Linked DNA regions of Homo sapiens: region 1 is linked to region 2. A link is a contact called in ENCODE Hi-C or POLR2A ChIA-PET data. All regions are on one chromosome and are shown on one strand. Each heading gives the region's core, a stretch centred on a gene start or an enhancer-like site at or near the end of the contact. The rest is flanking DNA. Distances are from core to core; before and after follow the strand shown. Region 1 overlaps ITGA2 (integrin subunit alpha 2). Region 2 holds the start of PELO-AS1 (PELO antisense RNA 1).

What was found. Hi-C counts contacts between places; a loop is a spot of excess contacts on that map. ChIA-PET counts read pairs that join two places held with the same protein, here RNA polymerase II (POLR2A). Pooled maps may share reads with other maps.
Region 1: a loop to region 2 is called in a pooled map, with 7 times the contacts of the local background. The contact joins the enhancer-like site here to the promoter of PELO-AS1 in region 2. A Hi-C loop is called at or near these places in 9 of 50 pooled maps. POLR2A ChIA-PET finds 5 or more read pairs at or near these places in 3 of 52 experiments (Caco-2, MCF 10A and activated CD4-positive, alpha-beta T cell).

The regions. Positions count from the first base shown.
Region 1 is chr5:53,028,120-53,033,421 of GRCh38, forward strand. All of the region lies in intron 2 of ITGA2 (integrin subunit alpha 2), which reads left to right. All of the region lies in intron 1 of LOC124900974 (a long non-coding RNA gene), which reads right to left. Among named protein-coding and RNA genes, the nearest start is that of ITGA2-AS1, 40 kb to the left of the region's middle. Within about 2 kb of position 3,777, at least 9 of the 41 ENCODE cell types and tissues checked have a DNase peak (open chromatin) inside an H3K27ac peak, as active enhancers do.
Region 2 is chr5:52,798,476-52,803,761 of GRCh38, forward strand. It overlaps PELO-AS1 (PELO antisense RNA 1), which reads right to left and starts at 2,338. Exons shown (of 5, transcript NR_186455.1): 1 at 2,217-2,338. The region is part of intron 1 of ITGA1 (integrin subunit alpha 1); the gene reads left to right. PELO (pelota mRNA surveillance and ribosome rescue factor) reads left to right here. Exons shown (of 3, transcript NM_015946.5): 2 at 1,410-2,645; 3 at 2,934-5,286. The coding sequence starts at 1,920. The coding sequence ends at 3,365. RefSeq lists enhancers at 1,450-2,148, 2,149-2,848.

The DNA of each region.
Region 1 (5,302 bases), core at 2,527-5,026, 230 kb after region 2:
GCCTTTTTTTCTGTGTGAACTTCCATTTGATACTCTAAACAATTGAATTCAAAGAAAGGTTCAGGATCACATGTTGGGGCATGCCTGTCTATTTGATGAGGAAACAAAATGAAATCATCCCCTGAGAGGGCAGCATTTCTCAGCAGGCATCTTGGAGGATGTAAATCGTGAGCTGGGTTTTAAGTAGTGAGGATGAAGAGGCTGGAGATGAGTGTTAACTAATGTGAGGAGACTTAGAAAACAATGCATGTAGATACAGTTTGTCAATTGTCTAGAAGGATAAGAACATCTGGTTGGAAACCAAAGATTGGCAATTATTGTAACCATTTGGGATACGAGAGAGAGTTGCATGTCTAACAATTATCAAATGATGCTTTGATAATCATAAAGTGGTGAGGAGGCTAGAAAGACAATATGGTCGGTATATTTTGACCTTGGAATCTAGCAGATGAAGTAGCTAATGACCCACAGTTTTAAATATTCAGCCCTAATTTTTTCCCTCAGACTGCTATATTAAACAATTCATTCAACATCTCCACTTTAATGCCCAGTAGACATACCAAACTGAACTGGGAGAACACAAGTATCTGATTTTCTGCACAAGCTAATGAGGCCAAAAATCTTTGACTTGTCTTCTTTCTCCTCCCCTATATCTTATCCATGAGCCAGTCCTGTTAATCCTATCACCAAAATACCAATTATACCTGGCCGTTCCTCACTGTCTCTCCTGATGCCACCCTGATGGAAGCCAACACCAGCTCTTACAGGCACTGCTGCAGCAGCTTCTCCACCTGCCTTCAGCTTCCCTTCCTGCCAGCTTTATTCTGCTGTCTTTGCTCTAGCCAGTGTGAACTGTTAAAAACATGGCTCGGCCAGGAACGGTGGCTCATACCTGTAATTCCAGCACTTTGGGAGGCCAAGGCGGGTGGATCACTTGAGGCCAGGATTTCAAGACCAGCCTGGTCAACATGGCGAAACCCCATCTCTACTAAAAACACAAAAATCAGCCAGGTGTGGTGGCGGGCGCCTGTAATCCCAGCTACTCCAGAGTCTGAGGCAGGAGAATCGCTTGAACCTGGGAGGCAGAGGTTGCAGTGAGCCAAGATCAAGCCACTGCACTCTAGCTTGGGTGACAGAGTGAGACTCCATCTCAAAAAACAAACAAAAAACACAGCTCATTCCCTAGATTAAAATTCCTTAAAGGATGCTCTGCGATTGGGTGTCAGCCTCTCTCCTATTATCATCTTTTACACCTTCTCCTCTGCTTTCTATGCTCCAAGAACTAAGTCTTTTGTCTGTTCCTTGAACATGCCTAGCTCATTCCTGTTGCAAAGCTTTTGCAAATTATTTTCTCCTGCCTGGAAGAGTCTTCCCTAAGATCATCACTCAAATGGTTTTCATCTTTCAGTCTCAGCTCAAATGTTTCTTCCTCATAGACCTTTCAGAGCAACCCTATCTATATAGCACTCGACTGCTCTCTGAGTCACTCCAGCCTTACAGGTGGATTTATTTTCTAATGATTAGTACTATCTTAAATGATCTATACTTGTTTATATGCTCATTATCTGTCTCCTGCCACTGTCTCTGAGTTCAGGGACACTGTTTTGTTGACTGCTGCATTCTCCACACCCAGAGTGATATCTGGCACTGAGTAAAGGATCAACAATTATTTGTTAAATGACTAAATGGAAGTCCCAATTCTAAATGATTCATCCCAAGTGCTATACAAAGTGAGCTATAGTAGACTGACTTAAGATGTTTGAGCTGAAAGGGAGCTTCAGATGAACTCCACTGTTCTAGTTCATAGACATGGCCTAGCTGAGGACATCTGGCACCGAGTTTGAAGCAATTCTTTTAAGTAACAGCTTTCCTGGACAGAGTAAATCTAAGAGCCACCATCAGTAATAGACATTATTGAAGGTGATAAGCCTTTCAAGGATTGTAAGGGGCTCAACCACTGGCCATGCTGCTGGTTGGAAGTTGAACAAGACGAAAAGGGACACAGAGTTGAGAGGATCCCACCAGGCAGAGTTCTGGGAACATGAGAGGCAGCCATATCTCCTTTCTCTGTCCAGGATTACCTCTAAGTATCCAAGACATTGTTGAAAGACAAGTATATTTGTAGTTTATAGTGAGATCCTAGTGCTGGTAAGACCAGGGACACTGGACATTTCTAAATCCTGCCTGGACCTTCTCATGACATCCCTGAATGATGTATAAACACAGGACAATAGGTCTGGGAAGCAAGGCACCACTCTATTATTGGCTGGGCCAGGGCTTTGAACTCCAGTATAGAGCTTTCTGGCAAGGTGTAGCACTGAGATTAGGCTCAAGGCCTAACCACCAGATGATACAAGCATACCCCACCATGCAAGAGGAAGAGACAGCACCTGTCTGACCTGAAGGGCTGAACCATATGGAATTCAGAAGCAGGAAGGACAGAGAACAAAAGTTGGCCAAGCAAGTCTGTCTGGGTCCTTTTGTTGATCTGGTCTTATGAAGCAAAGAAACAAGAGAGGCAAAACCATGGGCATGATTTTCTAAACTACATGAGGTGCAAAAAATGCAAAACATAGTTGTTGGCCTTAAGGAGTGTAAAATAGAGTCAGTGAGGAAGATTTATATGCAGAATAGGCAACTTTGAATAATATAGAAGACATCAGTCAGTGTAAACCCCTTGCAGTTAATGGTGTTTGTTTTCTTTCAGTGTCACTAGCTATAATAACTTAAGAGCTCATTTTCTTTTCCCAAGGCCTGGGTCATTAGAGAGACAAGGTTTTCTCATGACCTCTGTCATTTGCCCAGCCCTGCCAAGGTACCTTGCCACAGAGGGCAGGGCTGTGGCCAGGATCCAGGTGAATGGGTTATCCCATTACAGTGCTAGAGTGGGCCATGTTAGGACAAGCAGTCTTCACGACTCTCAGGCTCAAGGAAAATTATATGAAACTTGGAACCCAGAATTGCCTGTTTGTTTTGACAGTGGGCCCTGTGCCCTTCTCTACTCTTAATTTATGACAGTTGCATAGGCATTATGGAAGTAGCAGATGTGGGAAGGACTGTTTAAACATTGACTTTCCTTCTGATACTAATCAAGTTAGTTTTGGACACAGAAATTGGTATGACCATGAATTATTCCTTTAGCAAATTGCGAGTTCTTTTTCCATGGATTTATCATGTAATACATGCACACACACACAACTTTGTTTTCTTTATTCCCTTACTGCTTATTCTGAAGCTGTCATTTTGGTATCTTTTTCCTCTGCTTACTTTGACTTTCTTTGTAATCTTTCTATCTAAGTCCTGACTTCACTCCTTTCCCTCAGACAACTCACTGAAGGCTCTAGTCTGAGTATTCTTAAATCACACTCTGTTATTTTTAAAGTACAATTTTAGCTCTGTCATGTGTGCCATGTTTTCTAAGAATTTATGGGCATATTTACATCAGGATCTACCAGATTTTAACAAAATAATCTTAACTCTTTTGCTAGTTTCATTTATGAGACTTTCATTGCACTATGAACTTCAACTCTAGAAACAGTGGTGACATGGCTTTGATAATTCTGGAGCCTTTTTAACAGTCTCAAGTGAGCGGGATAATTTTAAAACAAGCTGACCTCCCAAGTAGAGTACCTGGGCAGCCCTCTGGCTGTAAGTAAGGCTGTGGTCTGTTCTCTTTTCGGTGTAGGCGGAGGGCCATCCCGCTTCAGAGCCCTCACTTCACACACAGGATGTTCCAATGTGGATGATGCAATTCTTATCACAAACAATCTACAAAGGATTGAGATATGTTTAAAATCATTTCCTGGAGTTTGTGGTGATATGCACTCTTTCTGTTTGTCTAATCTGAAGGCCTGTTGCAAGAACAATCTGAGCTCATTATGTGACTCAAAAACCAGAGAGAACTGCAATCTCTCTGTGTGATGAGGACTGACTGGGAATTAGGGTATTTCCAGTTGTAGAAATGTCTTTCATTCTAACAAGGACTAGTGCATTCTTTTTCCTTAAAGAGAGAGGAGAAATAGAAAGAACAAGTGTCATAGCAAAAAATAAAAATAAAAAAAATCCACCTATATATGAGCTTATAGTTTTAACTTTTTAATTGAGAAAAACTTTAATAAAGCTCTACATGTGTTATGAATATAGCATTGTCATCCACAGATGTGCCTATAGGAGAACTTTAAATAAAAAAAAAAGTTTAATTCTATAACAGACATCAAAGATTATGTCACGTGATACTTTGATAATAACACCACCTGGTATTTATTGAGTACTCTTTCCTTGCCAAACATGTAATACCCATAATTACTCTAGGAGCTTTGCAAAATTATTACCCCCTTTACAAATGAGAGGAGTGTGACTCAGAAATGTTAAGTAATTAACCTAAGATTACAGAGCTGATAATTAATAAAGATAGGGGAAGCTAATGCAAAATGAGACAAAATGTTCCAAACGTACATATTTTTGTAAGTATCCAAGAAGGAGAGTGACAGGATGTAGTTGGCATTTATAAATAATATTTAAATTTTATTTTAACATAAACTTTATGAAGTAAGAGAAACTTTCAGAATCTTGAATGAAAAATTCTGTTAGAGAATTTCCAATGTTAGCATCATTGGCTTTACCATCAGCTGTTTCCTGGGCAAAGATGATAGTTACCATCCATCTTTTCATCCTATCATAGACAGGAATTTCTTGTATGAATATACTCAGGAGCCGGAGCACAAGGGTTTTACCCTCAGCTTCCCCACCACTCCCTGGGTGACTTTGGGAAAGTCACACAACTTCTCTGGAGCAGAAAGTATGCCATCCTTATCAAACTGGAATGTTATGAGCACCTTGTGTGAGAATAAAAGTAAAGCACTTCAGGGCTGGGCTCGGTGGCTCATGCCTGTAATTCCAGCACTTTGGGAGGCCAAGGCGGGCGGATCACTTGAGGTCAGGAGTTCGAGACCAGTCTGGCTAACATGGTGAAACCCCATCTCTACCAAAACCATAAAAAATTAGCAGGGCGTGGTGGCAGGCACCTGTAATCCCAGCTCCTTGGGAGGCTGAGGCAGGAGAATCACTTGAACCTGGGAGGCAGATGTTGCAGTGAGCTGAGATCATACCACTGCAGTCTAGCCTTGGCAACAGAGGGAGATTCCATCTCAAAAAAAAAACTGGGTCCTCCCTACCTCTTCCTATCCCCTCAACCAATTCTCATCTGTCATGGATGAGCTTCCATGCATATTGGATTAGCTTCATGAAGTCCATTTCTTCTTCTTGGCCAAGAATGCTATTCTATTCCAATCCTCTTTCCAAA
Region 2 (5,286 bases), core at 1,088-3,587:
TTTAGGACGTTTATTTGCCAAAATTAAGGACGTGCGCGGGGAAGACAGGTCTATGCCTTTCTGGGAAGATGATTTTGAGGGCTCCAAATTTAAAGGGGAAAGGGTGGGATACTGAGAAATACAGTTTTCATGTGAGAGGGTAGCAGGGGGAAAATAGTCATTCATGCCTCTGTCTGGCTTAGTCAATCTGAATCTGCATTTTTACGTAAGATAACATAGACAAATGGGGCAGGGGAACAATCAGATATGCATTTGTGTCAGGAGGGCAGAGGGGTGACTGTACCTGAAAACAGAAGCTATCTATTTACATTGCCATGGTAAATTTTCATAGAAACACTTTATGGTAAAGATCTTGGCGCTCACTGAGAATTTCCTTGTGGGCAAAATATGAGCGAGGTGTGTAGCTTTTCATCTGGTAGCCATCTCATTTAAAAACCAAGAGGCAAGGCAGTTTTGCGTGACCCAGTTCCCAGCTTAACTTTTCCCTTTGGCTTAATGAGTTTGGGGATCCGAGATTTATTTTCCTTCCACACGCCTATGCCAAACTCAGATTCCTTCCTTTCATCCCTGTTTCATCTGTTCAGGCTGGTTAGTTCCCCTTTCCAATCCACACAGAGAAAGACAGAAAAGACAGTGAGAAGCTATGTGTGCAGGACTTCTCTGCCCTCCACTCCATCTAAGCTCTCAAGAAACTTTTAGATTCTTTTGTTTTTTCTATTCATCGGTCTCTTAAAGAGGCAATCCCACTTCTCCATTTCCACTTCCTAATAAAGAATGCTAAGTAACTTAAGGATTTTCTTTAAATTATGTAGCTATTCAATCAGGGTCAGTCCTAGTTAATAGTTTTTCCCCACTTCCCATAGCCTCGGCTTTTAGCTTAGCTTTGGCAGTGAAGATCTGGCCCTAAGCTCTTGCGACCCAACCCCCAACCTAAACATTTCACAGGCTACTGGGCTGCGGAAAGCTGAGGCTGCCAACTTTGGAGCCTAGGATTCCCAGGACATCAGGTCAAGCAACTGAGAGGTCCACCCAGGGGTAAATTCCACACATAGTTTCTTCTCTCTTGGGACCAGCGCTTTAACATCTGGGTGAATCAGATCGTGCAGACACGGTAACTAGGCGCAGAAAACAGCTGGACACGTTGCTGGGAGCCCAGACAGAACGTGACCAGTAGTTCTCAGAAACCGCTTCTAAATACCAGCTCCAACAGGCTTGTAGCGTCCGAGTGCGGATAAGGCAAGAGCAAAAACGAGCATAGTTTGGGCCGTTGGGGCCAAATCTGCACTTCTGAGAGCTACTTTTACTGCTAAGCTTTGAAATTGGATTTACCCAGAGGGAAGCGTTGCAGTGGCAGCCGCAGGCAGGTAAAACTAGTATTTGCACTCACACACTCCCCGGATTCTTCACAGACAGGGATGGAAGAGAAAACTTAGGAAGTTGAAGTTTGGCATTAAAATAAAGGACTCGCCACCACTCTGTGCACCTTCTTGAGGGAGTTCATTCGTCCGGAGCGCCTCACAGCTTAGTGCGCCTGCGCACGCGCGAACTGCGGCCCCGCCTCTCCTTTGGGGACGGGAGACGTGCGTCGGGTCGCGGGACGGGGGCTGCGCATGCGCCTTCATTTCGTCAGCCCGCTGTTGCGTGCTGCCAGCGGGAACTGTGTAGGGGTAGATTTTCGCTGCAGTGTTCCCCGAGCCTGTTAGACGCAGCGCGCCGGGAGACTGAGAGAGGAAAGGATAGAGGAAGTGCTGCCCTAGGCTGCATGAGTCGAAGCAAGCGTGTTTCCTTCCCGCCAGGCAAGTGCCCTTAGAAACCGGGCCCCGCCCCCTTCCTGGCCTGCATTCCCATCCCCTCTCCCGGGGCGGAGGTGAGGACCTCCTTGGTTCCTTTGGTTCTGTCAGTGAGCCCCTTCCTTGGCCATGAAGCTCGTGAGGAAGAACATCGAGAAGGACAATGCGGGCCAGGTGACCCTGGTCCCCGAGGAGCCTGAGGACATGTGGCACACTTACAACCTCGTGCAGGTGGGCGACAGCCTGCGCGCCTCCACCATCCGCAAGGTACAGACAGAGTCCTCCACGGGCAGCGTGGGCAGCAACCGGGTCCGCACTACCCTCACTCTCTGCGTGGAGGCCATCGACTTCGACTCTCAAGCCTGCCAGCTGCGGGTTAAGGGGACCAACATCCAAGAGAATGAGTATGTCAAGATGGGGGCTTACCACACCATCGAGCTGGAGCCCAACCGCCAGTTCACCCTGGCCAAGAAGCAGTGGGATAGTGTGGTACTGGAGCGCATCGAGCAGGCCTGTGACCCAGCCTGGAGCGCTGATGTGGCGGCTGTGGTCATGCAGGAAGGCCTCGCCCATATCTGCTTAGTCACTCCCAGCATGACCCTCACTCGGGCCAAGGTGGAGGTGAACATCCCTAGGAAAAGGAAAGGCAATTGCTCTCAGCATGACCGGGCCTTGGAGCGGTTCTATGAACAGGTGGTCCAGGCTATCCAGCGCCACATACACTTTGATGTTGTAAAGTGCATCCTGGTGGCCAGCCCAGGATTTGTGAGGGAGCAGTTCTGCGACTACCTGTTTCAACAAGCAGTGAAGACCGACAACAAACTGCTCCTGGAAAACCGGTCCAAATTTCTTCAGGTAAAACAATCTTACCCAGGGATAATTAAGAATGGGCAGAGGGATTGGTATAAACTACTCCTAAAGTTTTAGAACTGGGAAAAATAAGAAGAGAAAGTCTTTACTTAGCTGGGATTTTCATGAGATAATGAAATAAAAAGAGAATGTTAAATGTCTAGCAAATTTATGGAGTAAACTTCGCTGAAACATATGAAGCCTTACTAGCGCTTTTGGCTTTAAGCCTTTGTGAGCTGATTAATGGGTGTTCTAGGAGATTATTTTGCCTAACTTTTGTAATTGTGATTCTAGGTACATGCCTCCTCCGGACACAAGTACTCCCTGAAAGAGGCCCTTTGTGACCCTACTGTGGCTAGCCGCCTTTCAGACACTAAAGCTGCTGGGGAAGTCAAAGCCTTGGATGACTTCTATAAAATGTTACAGCATGAACCGGATCGAGCTTTCTATGGACTCAAGCAGGTGGAGAAGGCCAATGAAGCCATGGCAATTGACACATTGCTCATCAGCGATGAGCTCTTCAGGCATCAGGATGTAGCCACACGGAGCCGGTATGTGAGGCTGGTGGACAGTGTGAAAGAGAATGCAGGCACCGTTAGGATATTCTCTAGTCTTCACGTTTCTGGGGAACAGCTCAGCCAGTTGACTGGGGTAGCTGCCATTCTCCGCTTCCCTGTTCCCGAACTTTCTGACCAAGAGGGTGATTCCAGTTCTGAAGAGGATTAATGATTGAAACTTAAAATTGAGACAATCTTGTGTTTCCTAAACTGTTACAGTACATTTCTCAGCATCCTTGTGACAGAAAGCTGCAAGAATGGCACTTTTTGATTCATACAGGGATTTCTTATGTCTTTGGCTACACTAGATATTTTGTGATTGGCAAGACATGTATTTAAACAATAAACTAAAAGGAAATAATCTCCACGTACTACCATCTTGATTAAATTGTGTAATTTTTTATAGGAATTATGAGTTATCTGTAGTACTTGGAAACAGAAAATGTGTGTATTTAAAGACGATGCCTATGCAGTATATTGTTTGGGATAGATTGCAAAATTTCACACTGCATGCTTTGAAACAGTTTTCCTTAGAAAAAGCTTTTGCTATCTTATCCTGTTTACATTATTTCTTTATTTTAATTCTGCTTGGTGTTCTTGCATTGCATTTAATGATCCCTTTTCTCCCCACCTCCACACACTACATTTTTTTTAGATTTAAATAGTTTTACTATTTTAAATGATTGCCGTACAATTAGTAGACTTGAAGACAAGTTTTAAATATTTTTCTTCAAAGGCTTGTTAAACCAATCATGTTAAAAGGAAATTCTTGGTTTTGGTTTGTTGTTGTTAGCATTAGTCATATTTGATTTAGAGGGTAACTTAAATCAGTTATTTTTAGCTTTTTAGAACTTTGATCTGCTAGGGATTGTCAAAATAATCTCCTTGAGGCATCTTTATTTTTAAAATGAGATTAAAGTATGTGATTTGCTTGTTATGTGGCTAATTAGTGGCAAAGCTGGAAGTCATTCCCAGTCTGGACTTTAGTTCTTTGCGCCAAAACATGCTATATTATTTATTTATTTTTTTGCTTGTCAAAGTTATACTTAATTCTGTTTTATATTTGTATGTGGCATTAATTTGGGTTTGCACATTTTTATTGGACTATTTTAGTTGTGAAGAAGCCTGTTCTAAAGTTTAAGTCACATGACTAGTATGTGGCAGTTGACTTAAACTCCAATACTCTTTACTATCATTGACTTAAACTCTGATACTCTTTACTATAATTATGGAATTGTGCAAATACCTCTGAGTTTAAAATATTATTTTTATTATTTTTGGTGCACATTCCTAAAAGTTAAGGAAGGAGCCTCAGTAATGGAATTGCTTCTTGACCTTTTGCAAACCTCAATTTAGCAAAATAATTAGGAACGATCTAATAGTGATGATACAGTTTTTAACTGCTGGATCAGCGACGCCTATTTCAAGTAGTGATACTAACTAAACTTTCGCCGGTCTTTCCTGTGTCTGTGGGCCTTCCTCCTGGTGTGACAGACTTGGGGATTTCTTGTAAACTTCCTAACTAGTCTGAACCTTTTTATTTCTTATTGGGAACTGACACTTCCCTATACTTTAAAACTCACATATGTATATTTTTGTACATCTATCTCCTAATTCAAAAGTAATTGAGATTGTCATTTCATTATAATTCCGTGAGTATCTTTAAATTACTATCAAATATGTTACTAAATAATTTAATAAGAATATAGAAATGAAGCCACTGAGATCCTTAAAGTTGAAACCTGATTGTTATTATATTTTCAGTAAGGATTTGGAGATTTTTGGACATTTTTACTCTCATAATCTATGCAGTACTGAAATGAGGTCTAATAAATATAACCAATACATGTTAGGCCATAGGTTCTTAAATTTAGCTACCTGTTCACCTCAACTTGAGAGCTCTTAAAACCCTCAGTGTCCAGGTTGCAGCTCAGACTAGTTAAATAACGTTTTATCCCTAGAAATGTTTTTTTTAAAGCTACCCAGATGATTCCAATAGGCGTCAAGGCTAATAGCCACTGATTCAGGCCTTGCTATTCAAAAGTATGGTCCGTAAACCAGCAGCATCCCTGAGAGCTTGTTGGAAACTA